Regions from separate parts of the Homo sapiens genome. Here region 1 is linked to region 2. Evidence: read pairs that join two places in POLR2A ChIA-PET (ENCODE). Cell type or tissue: K562. All regions are shown on one strand. Links, peaks and the distances in the headings refer to the core of each region. The heading gives the core; the rest is flanking DNA. Region 1 overlaps CBR1-AS1 (CBR1 antisense RNA 1). Region 2 has its middle 12 kb from the start of LINC01436.

What was found. Peaks named below come from ENCODE experiments on the same cell type or tissue, not always from the same donor. Only the 100,000 strongest peaks of a DNase experiment are listed, where the experiment ranks them.
Region 1: POLR2A ChIA-PET joins it to region 2 with 5 read pairs; 5 of 35 experiments call an interaction of 5 or more read pairs at or near these places.

The regions. Positions count from the first base shown.
Region 1 is chr21:36,073,939-36,081,221 of GRCh38, reverse strand. CBR1-AS1 (CBR1 antisense RNA 1) reads left to right here. Exons shown (of 4, transcript NR_040084.1): 3 at 6,255-6,341. Among named protein-coding and RNA genes, the nearest start is that of CBR1, 7.6 kb to the right of the region's middle. RefSeq lists an enhancer at 1,953-2,102. In K562, for the core only: no CTCF peak of the experiment used is centred there; DNase peaks (open chromatin) are centred at 3,231 and 4,161.
Region 2 is chr21:36,013,917-36,021,199 of GRCh38, reverse strand. It overlaps the pseudogene RPL23AP3. Among named protein-coding and RNA genes, the nearest start is that of LINC01436, 12 kb to the right of the region's middle. In K562, for the core only: no CTCF peak of the experiment used is centred there; no DNase peak of the experiment used is centred there; H3K27me3 peaks cover 1,632 bases.

The DNA.
Region 1 (7,283 bases), core at 2,715-5,214, 60 kb before region 2:
CACGGAATTGTTCCTCAAAGGTTAAGATTTAGGGTTTTAAATTGAAGCTCACATTTTCTTTTCTTTTCTTTTTCTTTTTTTTTTTTTGAGACAGTGTCTTGCTCTGTTGCCTAGGCTGGAGTGCAGGGACATGATCAGAGCTCACTGCAGCCTTAAACTCCCAGGCTCAAGGGATCCTCCTGCCTCAGTCTCCCCAGCAGTTGGGACTACATGTATGTGCCACTATGGCCAGCTAATTTTTAAATTTTTTGTAGAGATGGGATCTCATTATATTGCCCAGGCTGGTCTTGAACTCCTGGCCTCAAGCAATCCTCCTGTCTTGGCCTCCCAGAGTGCAGGGAATATAGGCACGAGTCACCATGCCTGGATTCTTTATCTTGAATTAAGAGATTTGAAGACTTTTTTTTTTTTTTTTTTTTTAATGAGGGGAAATCAATGGGCCAAAGGGACCCAGAGAAATATCAGGAACTTTCCTGATAGTTGGCATCAGCTTATTGGGTTGGCACATCTCTGTCTGATTTGTGGGCAGTAGCCAATAAGCTTTTGTAGCATAAATCCACTATCAGTCACTGGAGGCCACCCAAAGTTCCATTGTTTGCCAAAATACCCCATGATGTTGTGTAATTGTCCTACAGCTTTGACACAAGTCAATACAAGTCTATTCCAGCACCAGACAGTGAAATGCAGACATCAGCACATAGTTCCATAGTCAAGGAGACTAAGCGTAAGTAGAAACCTTCCTTAAAGCATCTGTGTAAAAGCAGAATCTTTTACTTGTACAGTTAGTCCCATATCAGTTGGTTGCTTACAAGCTCTATTAGTAAGTTTGGTTGAAGTGCTAATTTCTATGAAAGGATACCCAAGTTTCATTTTAACGGAGACAGAAAATTCCCACTTTTTTGCATGACGTTATAAAGAGTACTTGGTTTTTGGCCATCTGGCTTGTTATAGTATTTGCCGTTTATACAACCAACTGATTCACTACAAGGGATCAGTACTAATGGAAACTGGGAAATGCTCAAAGGGATGTTGTATCAGTCCATTCTCTCCCTGCTGTAAAGCAATTTCTGAGACTGGGTAACTTACAAATAAAAGAGGTTTAATTGGCTCACAGTTCCACAGGCTGTTCAGGAAGCATGGCTGGGGAGGCCTCAGGAAATTTACAATCGTGGCGGAAGGCAAAGGGGAAGCAGGTACAACTTACATGGCTAGAGTAGAAGGAAGAAAGAAAGGGAGGAGAGGCCGCACACTTTTAAACAGCCAGATCTCATGAGAACTCTATCACGAGACAACACTGGGGGGATGGCGCTAACCCATTCATGGGAACCCGCCCCCATGATCCAATCAGTCCCACGAGGACCCACCTCCAGCACTGGGAGGATTATTGACATGAGATTTGGGTGGGGACATAGATCCAAAACATATCAAATGTGGACATAATTCCAATGGTTGGTTAAATTATGTTTAAGCCATGGAGTCACGAGGGGTAGTACAAAGGCAGTATTAGGAACAGGGGCCCACATGGGTGACATAGTTAGGAGATAACAAGTAGCTATTTGCAATCCAGAACCTTAAACCAGCAGAGAAAGGGAAAAAAAAAAAACAAAAAAAAACAAAGGTAAATAAGGAACGAAAGTAACTAAAAACAAAGGTATGTAAGGAACAAAAACGTGAAGACACGTACAGCAGTCAGTTGTTCTAGGCATTTGAGATCTCGTTCTAATGTCTCGGGAGGTGAATCAGTTTTCTCAGAAATGTTGACTATTTTCAGTGAGCAGCAAAAACTGTGCAGCCGGAGGGCCCTATGTTAAAGGAGGCTCCAGGGGTAAGGCGACAGAGGGCTTCAGGCACGCGGCTGCTGCTGCCACTGCTGCTCTGAGACAAGGTGGATGAGTCTGCTGCCGGATCAAGAAAAAGGTTGTCATAGCTTTTTGCTTCTAGGCTCCAGAGAACTGGGTAAAAATTGGAAGCCCTTCTGTATGAGTGAGCAGAGAGGTTCATAGTTAGCTAAGGCCAGAGTGGGAAGTTGTTGGAGGGTTAATTTCAGTCACAGGATATCTGCTTATGTTCGGGTTTCTGTTTCACTTTCCTAGGGCTGCCATAACACATGATCCGGGCGGGCGTGGTGGCTCATGCCTGTAATCCCAGCACTCTGGGAGGCCAAGGCAGGTGGATCACTTGAGGTCTGGAGTTTGAGACCAGCCTGGCCAACATGGTGAAACCCCGTCTTTACAAAAATACAAAACTTAGCAGGGTGTGGTGGTATGTGTCCGTAATCCCAGCTGCTCCTGAGCTTGAACCCGGGAGGCAGAGGTTTCAGTGAGCCGAGATCGCATCACTGCACTCCAGCCTGGGCAACAGAGCGAGACTTCGTCTCAAAAAACAAAACAAAATGAAACAGATAACCCCAAACTTGGTGACTTACAACGGAGATTTACTCTCATAGTTCTGGAGGCCAGAATTCTGAAATCAAGCTGTCAGTATAGCTGCATTCCCTCCAAAGTCTCTAGAGAGAAATCTTTCCTTGACTCTTCCAGCTTTTGTGGGCTGCAGGCTTTCCTTGGCTTGGGGCTACGGCCACATCCCTCTAATCAACCTGTCTTCATATGCCTGCCTTGTCTCTCTGTTTTGTAAAAAGACACTTGTCATTGATTTAGGGCCCACCCAGATAATCCAGGATGAGCTCAGCTTGAAATCCTTAATTACATTTGCAAAAATCTTTCTTCCAAAGAAAATATTCATAGATTCTGACACATGGACATATCTTCTTGGCAGCCAGCCTTCAATCTATTACTGTTCCCAAAAATGGGAATTCTGGCATAGATGACTGAAAGTTATAGAATTGTGGTGATTACAGAAAAGTTAGGGACTGACTTTCTGCAATAGCTAGTGTGACCCTAAATCTCCTGTGTTGTCTTTTAGTGTCAGGACTGGGCAGTTCCGAATGGTAAATCCTTGTGAGGGATGGACTTCCTGGGATAGTCCATATCCTAAGAAATGTACCTTGTTCTGCCAAAATTATACTTCACAGGGTATAGACACCTTCTCACCTATATTGGGATTATGGAGATCCGAGTAAGTAGCCCAGCTAATGGAAGGCATGGATTCTGACCCCGTGTCATGAACAACTCCTCTTGTACCTCCTTGTGCCTCCGTGTGTCCCACCAGATGCTGCTTTGTTTGCAGCCAAAGTGCCCAGTCCTGTTTATCTGAGACTAACACCTCGTACACATTATAAGTGGTATTGGGACCTGCGTGTACAGAGACGTCAATTCTCGGAATTGTTGCAGCCTGAAGGTGCCTTATGGCTGCAGGCCGGCATGGTTGCTCTGGGCTGTACAGCAGAGCTAAGTTCTGCATTCCAGTGCTGCAACTCGAGGGGCTGAATGTTCCAGAAAGTTTCCTAATGCCCCCACTCCTGGGTCTACCCTTTCCATGAGCTGTGTATTGGGTCATGCCAAGACACATCCCTCTTTTGATCCTAACAGAGCCAAGCAATGGTTTGCAGGGCTAAGAGGTCGGGCTCTCTGAAAGCAAAACTGGATGGTGATGGGTCAGTAGGGGGCCTGAGACAGGTGACAGTTGAATTAAAACTATTTTGGGAGAATCCCAAAGGGAGGAAAACATGTGCCAAGTAATTTTCTTGGATGTGCACCCATCACCCACTGCAAAATGCAGATGTTTGCTTTATCTTAAGATGCAATGAAATTATTTACACACTAAGTGCTTCTCAGGACATACATCCCCTTTCTTAAGAGAAACTGAAACTTAAGAATTAGAGAAAAAAGATGTCCTGTAATTAGACTTCCAGGCATGGGCAGGCAATCTCTGTGTGGTTCCTAGTATGCCCTCAAATGAGAGAGAATGTTTATGAAGCTCCTACTATGCCGTAAGCCATTTATTAGAATGTTTTATCTAATTGTTACATAACCCGTTTGCTAAAAGTGTCTGCATTTTTGTTTTATCCAAAGTCACAGTTAATATGTAAAATATATGGCATCTCCCCATGAAATGTGTACCCACAAAACAAAGGAATTGTCAAAGGTGTGTCAAGGTATAGACGGGCAATTGGATTCCTTCATTCGTCTTCTTCACTGTAACCCACGTGTTTGATCTGAGTGTGTTTGATTAGCGACTCTGAGATTAGCAGAGAGCCACCATCTCATCATGACTCTGCTTTACTCAAGCAGATCTGGCTGAACTGCCTGTGCCCTGCCACCGAGTCCACTTTCTCTATCAAAGTCAAGTTAATAGCTGGGCACCTGCTGGGTGTGGTTCCCTTTATGCCCCAACCAATCTTTCTTTCTTTCCAAAGAGTATTTGAAACTTCACTTTACAGACATAGAGCTATTCAGGTTTTCCATTTCTTCTTCAGTGAGCTTAGTGTTTTTCTAAATATTAATAAATGTGTACATTTTATGTAAGTTGTTAATTCCAATGATTTGAGGTTGTTAGTAAAATGCTCTTTTTTTTTTTAGACAGTCTTACTCTGTTGCCCAGGCTGGAGTGCAGTGGCATGATCTCGGTTCACTGCAATCTCCACCTGGGTTCAAGCGATTCTCCTGCCTCAGCCTCCAGAGTAGCTGGGATTACAGGTGTCTGCCACAATGTCTGGCTAGTTTTTGTATTTCTAGTAGAGATGGGGTTTCACCCTGTTGGCCCGCTGGGCTTGAACTCCTGACCTCAGGTGATCCACCTGCCTCGGCTTCCCAAAGAGCTGGGATTTTAGGTGTGAGCCACTGTGCCCAACCCCTTATTATCTTCTTATTAATCATAATGATGCTACTTCTCATTCCTGACATTGGTAATCTGTGTCTTTCATTTTTTTTTTCTTTTTCTGATCTCTCTGGCTAGAGGTTTAGCACTTTTTGTTTTTCCTCAAGGAACCGGCTTTTGGCTTCATTGATTTTTTTTTTTACCTTTATTGCTCTCTTCTGATTATACTAATTTTTGTTCTGATCTTTATTTCCTTTCATCTGCTCATTTGGGGTTTCATTTGCTCTTATTCTAGTTTCTTACCATGGAAGCTGAGGTCATTGTTTGAGACAGTTCTTTTCTAGTGTAGGCATTACGTAGTATACATTTCCCTCGAAGTACCGCTTTAGTGCCATCCCACAAACATTGATATGTTGTTTTCAGTTTCATTCAGTTCAAAATACTTTTGAATTTAACTTTCAATATCTTTAAAAAATTTTGTTGTTGTTGTTTTCTTAACTTTTGATATCTTTTCGACTAAGGGTGTTTGAAAGTGTATTTTGTTGGTTTCCAACTATTTGGGGATTTTCTAGCCATCTTACTATTGATTTCTAACTTAATTCCAGTGTGGTCGGAGAATATACTTTGTGTGACTCAACTCCTTAGTTTTAAAAGCTGGGAGAGATATTAAAGCATGTTTTTATGCAATGGTAATCTGAGAGGTGAATTTGGTGAAGGAAAGAAAGGGAATAATTACAAGAACAAAATGTTTGGGAGGGCAATAATGGACGAACCAGGACTCTGGTGGGGGTGCTGCCTGGGAAGCAGTGTGCCTCTTCTTGTAACGGAAAGGGGGGCAGGGTGTGCTGTCTGGTTGCAGGTATGTTGAACGACTCTCCTCAGGGGCATCTATTTCTTTTTTAGGGAACAGATTTGAGGACATCCTCCAGCACGATCAGTCTGGGAGATATGCGGAAAGAATAATCATCTTACAGAGTAGGAGAGTGAATTTACTAGGGGAAAAGACAACACTGGCTAGGAGAATTGCTTGTCTGTTTGGGATTGGGGTGGGAACATAAAAGAGTACAGTCAGCCTCTTGTTTCCTTTCTCCCTAGCAACATCATCTGTTAAGAGCTGCTAGAGCAGGCTGGCATGGTTATTAAGCATGGGGATGGGTGTTTTGCCAGACTCACACAACAGAGTGAAGGGTGCTTGCAAGGCAAGACTCGTAGCATTGAACTATGGCCCTGTTCATTCTTTGAGATATTTTGCATCTCTTTCTTAATTGTAGGTAACAGAGGTGCAAGTGCTGTCCTGTCTAGTGGTGACTGAATTGACGTCCTCCTCCCTGTAAAAACACCAGTTTTGTCGTCATTTGCAATTCAGCTCAACATTTGTTGATTCCATATAATCTGTTAGCTTTTCCTTTTAGCTTTTCCTTTGAACCAGTTATAACATTTCCCTGGTTCCCTTATGAGTAAAATACATTTTTTTGACTATTATTTTTACATCTGTATGACAGTCATGATTTTACCTTTTTCTGAAAATTGTATTTTAGCACCATGTACCTATCACCTGGTATAAGAAAGAAATCCTTAGCAATAAAGACGGAACCACGTATGTCCTCCTCCCCTCACCCTCAGAGGTAAGCAGGTACTTGAATTTGGAACAATGCTTTCTCTAAATCTCTTAAAGAAGTTAGGTGTTATTTTTAAGGTATTAAGGGAAAAATATCTTTGCAATACAGGTACAAATTTCTAAACTAGCACTTGAGAATACCAGTTTTGCTGCAGACGTGATTGTTTTCTGGTGTCTGTGTACAAAAACTAGGAAGAAATGAACAGCCCTACTGAAAGGTGAAACTTGTCAAAGTAAACCTCACTTTTAACCTAAGGGACTAGGCTGGGTGCAGTGGCTCATGTCTGTAATCCCAGTACTTTGGGAGGCCGAGGCGGGTGGATCACTTGAGGCCAGAAGTTCGAGATCAGCTTGGCCAACATGGCGAAACCCTGTCTCTACTAAAAATACAAAAGTTAGCCATGCATGGTGGCGGGCGCCTGTAATCCCAGCTACTCAGGAGGCTGAGGCAGGAGAATCACTTGAACCCAGGAGGCAGAGGTTGCACTGAACCAAGATTGAGACTCTGTCTCAATAAACAAACAAACAAACAAACAAATAAATAAATAAATAAATAAAATAAGGGACTCTTCCGAAGCAGTTTGGAGAATTAAAAAATAAATAGATAAAAATAAAATAAGGGGCCTCTCCTTCTTTTCACGGGTGATCGCTTTTTGTTTCTGTAAGCCTTAATTCTCACTGGTGAAGTGTGAGAGATCACAACACTGTGATTCTGTGGAAGAAACAGAATGGCCTGGGCATTTACTGGGTGTTAGACAGTAAACACACACTTCTCATTACCAGCAGGGACAGCGTCAGGCCCATTTACAGGAACTAATGACAGCAGGGGCTGTTCTCAACACTATTTTTTTTTTTTTTTTTGAGATGAAGTCTCACTCTGTCGCCCAGGCTGGAGTGCAGTAGTGCAATCTTGGCTCACTGCAACCTCCACCCCCTGGGTTCAAGCGAT
Region 2 (7,283 bases), core at 2,684-5,183:
CAGGCATGCTCCAACCACCAGCAAGTTTGCTCGCCCCCTGGGGTCTGCCGTCCTCCCAGGGGTTTGCTGACGGCCATGAGATGCTGCTTTTTGGCTCTCCTAGAACCTGGAGCAAATCTTCTCTATACTGGGGCAGCATTTCTTTCCCTGCCTCGACCCACAGGTGTTAGTTTCCCAGGGCTGCCGTTACAAAGTTCCACAAGCTCGGTGGCTTAAAACAACAGACATTTATTCTTGCACAGTCCTGGAGGCTGGAAGTCTGAAATCATGGTGTGAGCAGGGCTGTGCTTGCTCTAAAGGCTCTCAGGGAGAATCTGTTCCCTGCCTTTCTCCCAGCTTTTGGTGGCGGCCGGCCATCCGTAGGGCTCCCTGGCTTGCTGCTGCGTCACTCCCATCTCTGCCTATGTGGTCACATCACCTTCTCCCATGTCTCTTTCTGTATCTGTTTCTCCTTTTGTCTTATAAGGTTCATTGCATTCAGGGCTCACACAACTAATGTAGGATAATCTCAACTTGAGATCCTTCTCTTCATGACATCTGCAAAGATATGATTTCCAAGCAAGGCCGCATTCACAGGTACTGGGACTTAGGGATTGGGCATGTCTTTTTTTGGGGGAAGGGGACACCATTCAACCCACTGCAACAGATAATGGATGACATTCAAATCCAAACGGCATAGATGTATATATATAGCTAATAAAATGACACATCCCATGAGTGGACTCCGATTTTGAGAAAATATAAGATTTTTTTGTTTTGTTTTGTTTTTAAAGAAACAGAGTCTTGCTCTGTCACCCAGGCTGGAGTGCAGTGGTGCAGTGATAGCTTACTGCAGCCTTGACCTCCTGGGCTCAACTGATCCTCCCACCTCAGCCTCCTGAGTAGAGCTTGGGGTTACAGGCTCATGCTCCTGCACCCAGCTGATTTTGAGAAAATATCAAAAATCTGGTAGGGAAGTAAGGCAAATAACGCTGCTTTTATTTTCCCCAGGGACATTGATAAACACATTCATCCACATGAGTAAAGCAGCCATGTAAAGGTCTCCAAAAACTAGTCACTGAAAATCATTTAAAATGTATTTTATTTTTTAGTTTTTTTTGGAGACAGTCTCATTCTGTCACCCAGGCTGGAGTGCAGTGGTGCAATCTCAGCTCCTTGCAACCTCCACCTCCTGGATTCAAGAGATTCTTTTGCCTCAGCTTCCTGAGTAGCTGAGATTACAGGCGCTCACCACCACACCTGGCTAATTTTTGTATTTTTAGTAGAGATGGGGTTTTGCCATGTTGGCCAGGCTGGTCTTGAACTCCTCACCTCAAGTGATCCACCCACTTTGGCCTCCCAAAGTGCTGGGATTACAGGTGTGAGCCAATATGGCCGGTCTAAAAATGTGTTTTAAGGACTAGATTATTTTTTTAAAGAGTATTGATTTTTTTCTTTTTCTGTATTCCACAGATAATTAAGCAAACAGGCCAAGGGTAGTGATGGCTCACACCTGTAATCCCAGCACTTTGGGAGGGTGAGGCAGGAGGATCACTTGAGGCCAGGAGTTTGAGACCAGCCTGCTCAACACAGCAAGACCCCGTCTCCACAAAAAAAAAAAAAAAAAAAAAAAAAAAATTAGCTGGGTGTGCTGGCACATAGCTGTAGTCCCAACTATTCTGGAGGCTGAGGCAGGAGGATTGCTTGAGCCCAGGAGGTTGAGGCTACAGTGAGCTAGGATCGCATCACTGCACTCTAGTCTGGGCTACAGAGTGAGAACCTGTCTCAAAAATACAACAAATAAAATAAATAAGATAATTAAGCAAGCGAGTACCACAATAAACACATTTAAATAAACACATTTTTGTTAAAAATCACAGTAAATGGAATTCACACATTTTTGGCTATGTAAGAAGAGTTCCAGTAGAGTAGCCTTGATTCTCGTAAGGGCTGCTAGTGGCTTCCTCTGCTGATGAGGAACACAGGACAAATCCAGGACATCTGATTTTTCTTGTGGTACGTGCATGAAAGCTAATCTGAATGACAATACTGGAAAAAAGCAAAGAAGAGTTCATACAGCCTGATGGCAGGTTTCTCCTCTTTGCTTGGAGAGAGGCAGGGTGGCATATTCGTTCATCAGCAGTGCAGGGGTTACTCACGTGTGTTTAGCCTTGACATCTTTCATGTTAAAAATCTATCTCAGGGCCAGGCACGGTGGCTCACGCCTATAATCTCAGCACTTTGGGAGGCTGAGGGGGGTAGATAGCTTGAGGTCAGGACTTCAAGACCAGCCTGGCCACCATGGTGAAACCCCATCTCTACCAAAAATACAAAATAAAAATTAGCCAGGTGTGGTGGCGGGCATCTATAATCCCAGCTACTCAGAAGGCTGAGGCAGGAGAATCACTTGAACCTGGAAGGCGGAGGTTGCAGACAGCCGAGATCACATCACTCCACTCCAGCCTGGGCAACAGAGCGAGACTATGTCTCAAAAAAAAAAAAAAAAAGAATATATTTCAGAATGAAATGCAAAAGAAAACAACAGAAACTATAAAACCACACCTTGCAAGCAGCAGAACAATTTGTATTTCCCACGGCTGCTCACTGTGGATCAAGGGCTTCTGGGTTGTGAGGGGAAGCATAGGTGGTTCATTCATTCTCACCTAACTTCTTTTTTTTCACTACAGAAAGCACATCGGAAGTGACATTATTTTAGGGATAATGTTTAAGCCATTTTAGGCTTTTGAAGGCATAATTTAATTTTATGTCAGGGAGAAGGCTAAATTTGGATTAATAACAAATTACTTGTGCACATCTCATAGCTGCTTGGGATAATGTTACGGTTGGTCTCAATGTACAAGATTATTTCCCTGTTGGAAAATTAGGGGCTTCCCCAGCCTGAGCACAGCAGTGTTACATAGCAGTAGAAATGGGAGCCACAGCTGAACTTTCTGGAAAAAGAAATCTGAGAGCAGGACAACATCGAGAGGGCCTTTCATGGTCCCACATAGAGCGGGCATCAGGATTCTGCGGTTGTCCGGAGCTGTGCAGGTAGAAATGGTGGTACCCAGGGCCATGCAAGTTTTTCTTGGCCAGACTGATCCTTCGAGGGAAGCTTTTTGGAGTGGTCCATTGAGAAATGGAGAGTGTGCTAGAATTAGACTATGAAGCCCTCATGGAAGCAATCAGCTCCACCAGCATCAAACCTCGGAGTTGTCATGGGGACACATAGAATGGTATCCTCAGACAGGGAGGGGCCCAGGACCTGTCACCAAGCCCAGGAACACCAGCTCTGGGCTCCACTTCCTGAAGCCCTGCTTGGCCTCCCATTCAAAATCACAAGGAATATCAAAACATGCCTCCCCAAATCTTACCACGCAAAATCTCACTCTGAAAGGGGAAGAAGAGAGGAAGTTAAGGACTGAGGAGGAGAAGCGAAGCGTTTCTTTTGTTTTTTTGAGGGTGTTTTTGGTTTGTTTTTTGTTTTTTTGAGATGGAGTCTTGCTCCGTCACCTAGGCTGGAGTGCAGTGGTGGTATCTTGGCTCACTGCAACCTCTGCCTCCCAGGTTCAAGCAATTCTCCTGTCTCAGTCTCCCGAGTAGCTGGGACTACAGGCGTGCACCACCACGCCCAGCTAATTTTTGTATTTTTAGTAGAGATGGGGTTTCACCATGTTGGTCAGGCTGGTCTCGAACTCCTGACCTCAGGTTATCCACCCGCCTCAGCCTCCCAAAGTGCTGGGATTACAGGTGTGAACCACCATGCTCGGTGGAAAAAGAGGGATTTTAGAATCATTTCACTATTTCCACTGAAAACTTGCTCCACTCCTCCACAATCATTCATTTTCATGGGGGTAGAGGATAGCGGTGGGGAGGCTTGGAGTGATGTATATTTGTCTCCATATCGTAATATTTCCTTCCCATTAAAATGTGGTACCTCCAAATTTGTGATATAGCATCGCAATGTAATCTGGCAATGTACAAAAAGAAAAGGAAATAAATGTTGGTCTGAAGTAGGGTAAATATGACATACAATCAGTGATGTCAGCAGCTATCAAAATTGTAAAACATAATCATGGCTCTTGATTCTAGCATAGTGAAGAGCTGGGTTGATGAACTGTGACCCATGGGCCAAATCCAACCTGATGCCTGTTTTTTGTTTTTGTTTTTGTTTTTGAGATGGAGTCTCGTTCTGTCACCCAGGCTGGGTGCAGTGGTGCGATCTTGGCTCACTGCATGCAACCTCCGCCTCCTGGGTTCAAAGTGATTCTCCTGCCTCAGCCTCCTGAGTAGCTGGGACTACAGGTGCGTGCCACCACACCCGCCTAATTTTTGTATTTTTTGTAGAGACAGGGTTTCACCATGTTGGCCAGGCTGGTTTTGAACTCCTGAGCTCAAGTGATCTTCCCACCTCGCCCTCCCAAAGTGCTGGGATTACAGGCACGAGCCACCGTGCCCGGCCCCTGATTCCTGTTTTTATTAATAAAGTTTCATGGAAACACAGCCACACCCTTCATTTACATATTGCCTATAGCTGCTTCGTTCTTACAAAGGCAGAGTTGAGTAGTTGCAACAGAGACTATGTATGGCCTGCAAAGCTGAAAATATTTACTATGAAGAAATAGAAAAACTTTACCAATCTCAATTTAAAAATTAAGATGGGCTTTTCACAAGATGGCACCGAAAGCAAAGAAGGAAGCTCCTGCCCTCCTAAAGCCGAAGCCAAAGCGAAGGCTTTAAAGGCCAAGAAGGCAGTGTTGAAAGGTGTCCACAGCCACAAAAAAAATGATCCACACGTCACCCACCTTCCAGTGGCCCAAGACACTGCGACTCTGGAGGCAGCCCAAATATCCTTGGAAGAGTGCCCCCAGAAGAAACAAGCTTGACCACTATGCTATCATCAAGTTTCCGCTGACCACTGAGTCGGCCATGAAGAAGATAGGAGACAGCAACACACTTGTGTTCATAGTGGATGTTAAAGCCAACAAGCACCAGATCAAACAGGCTGTGAAGAAGCTCTATGATATTGACATGGCCAAGGTCAACACCCTGATTCGGCCTGATGGAGAGAAGAAGGCATATGTTCCACTGGCTCCTGATTATGATGCTTTGGATGTTGCCAACAAAATTGGGATCATCTAAACTGAGTCCAGCTGGCTAATTCTAAATATATGTATATCTTTTCACATAAAAAAATTAAGATGGAAACCAAAGCAAAGATGAACTATGGAGATAGTCTAAGCAGTGATCTTCTACTATAACATTGGATTGCGTTTGTGTCTGCCTTCCCTCTTGCCCCACACCTGCTTTAATTTTTTTTTTTTTCTCTCTCAGATACTTCTGGGTAAAAGTGACAAGCCAACTGGCAAACCTGCAGAAATTAAATTACATGCAGAAGATGGCCTGGGATGGGAGCAGTGGCTCATGCCTGTAATCCCAGCACTTTGGGAGGCTGAGGCTTAAGGACTGCTTGAGGCTAGGAGTTTGAGACTAGCCTGGGCAACATAGCAAGAGCTCGTCTCTACTAAAAATTCGAAAAAAAAATGAGCCAGGTGTGGTGGTGTGCACCTGTAGTCCCAGCTACTTAAGAGGCTGAGGTGGGAGGATTGCTTGAGATTGGGAGATTGAGGCTGCAGTGAGCTACGATCACACCACTGCAGTCCAGCCTGGGTGACAGTGAGACTGTCTCTAACAACAACAACAAAAGGAAGGTGGCTTAAGATTCTTGTCTATTTCTCTCTTCCCAAAGGATCTGTTGGATATCTTCACTGTTGAGTTCACAGCACAAGTAGTTCTATGTTTCTGAAACACGGATTCACTTTAATCAGTTCCTAAAATGTTGCTAAATACTGACTAATGGATGTTTCCAACATTTGTAATGCAATTGAAAAGCCGCTAATCAGAAACACAGCAATCAAGTCATTTATCAAATATGAGAAGTCCCTGTTCACAAGACTGTGAATTCTCATGATTGATTCCATGACTATAAAATAGCATCATGGTTTTTTACATACTCAACTTGCAACGGCATACGCCCCATATTTTGACAATGGGGAAAAAAAGCCCAGTATCTTGTGTCTTCTTTAAATTGATGTTGAATATTCAGAGATTTGAGATTTTCGGGATGCCTGAGTCATATCCAACATTTTACTCAGCAATTTTAAAGAAATAGTGGATTGGAACAAAATATGCAGGATTGACAGCAGTGGACGGAACTTCCACCCAGGCTTGTCAGGGACTCATTTCTCCTGTGTTTCTTTCTGGGTAACTTGACTCAGCTGACACATCTAGGAAGTAAGATTGATTTGCTCACCCTTCAGAAGAGCACTGAGAAAAGAATCTGTTTCTCAATGGCTTTTGCAATAAAAGCTCATCAATTGGGACTCTGGAATAGTTTGGATATAGCAGATCCCTGAGGAGTTCTGTTTTCACAACTCCGACACAGGGTGGATTATCCTGGAGCAGTATGCTATTGAAGGGAGCACGGCTCCCACAGGAGTTTCAATCTCTACTAGAGGTTTTTTTGTTTTGTTTTTTTGTTTTGTTTTTTGAGATGGAGTCTTACTGTGTCGCCCAGGCTGGAGTGCAGTGGCGCGATCTCGGCTCTCTGCAACCTCCACCTCCTGGGTTCAAGCGATTCTCCTGCCTCAGCCTCCTGAGTAGCTGGGATTACAGGCACCCACCACCACGACCAACTAATTTTTGTATTTTTAGTAGAGATGAGGTTTTGCCATGTTGCTGAGGCTGGTCTCAAACTTCTGACCTCAAGTGATCCACCCGCCTCGGCCTCCCAAAGTCCTGGGATTACAGGCGTGAGCCACCACACCCGGCCTGCTGAGAGTATTAAGACCTTCACTGCGTCACTCCAACACACTTTACACTAAGCGTCCATGCCTTTCTTCTCCTCTCTAGGTGTAATCACCAAAGGCTCCCTGCTGTTTTCTGAGCTTGTGTCCTCAGTCTCAGAAGAGGGATTGGAGGGGGAACCCTGTTACACACAGCAGCGTCAACTTAAAATTGCACCTTAGCAGCTCTGTGTGTCAGGGCCTTCCAGCCCTTATGAAACTGACTTCTCATCCATTGCACCAGCCCATAAGCCTGTACTCCTCACGATCTCACCCCTTCTCCTTCATTTCTCTCTTATCCTCACCACATCCCTTTCAGAACATTCTTGTGAACTTCGAATTCTCATTGTGTTTTAAAAAATCAAGATATAGGCCAGGTGCGGTGGCTCACGCCTGTAATCCCAGCACTTTGGGAGGCTGAGGTGGGCAGATCACGAGGTCAAGAGATCGAGACCATCC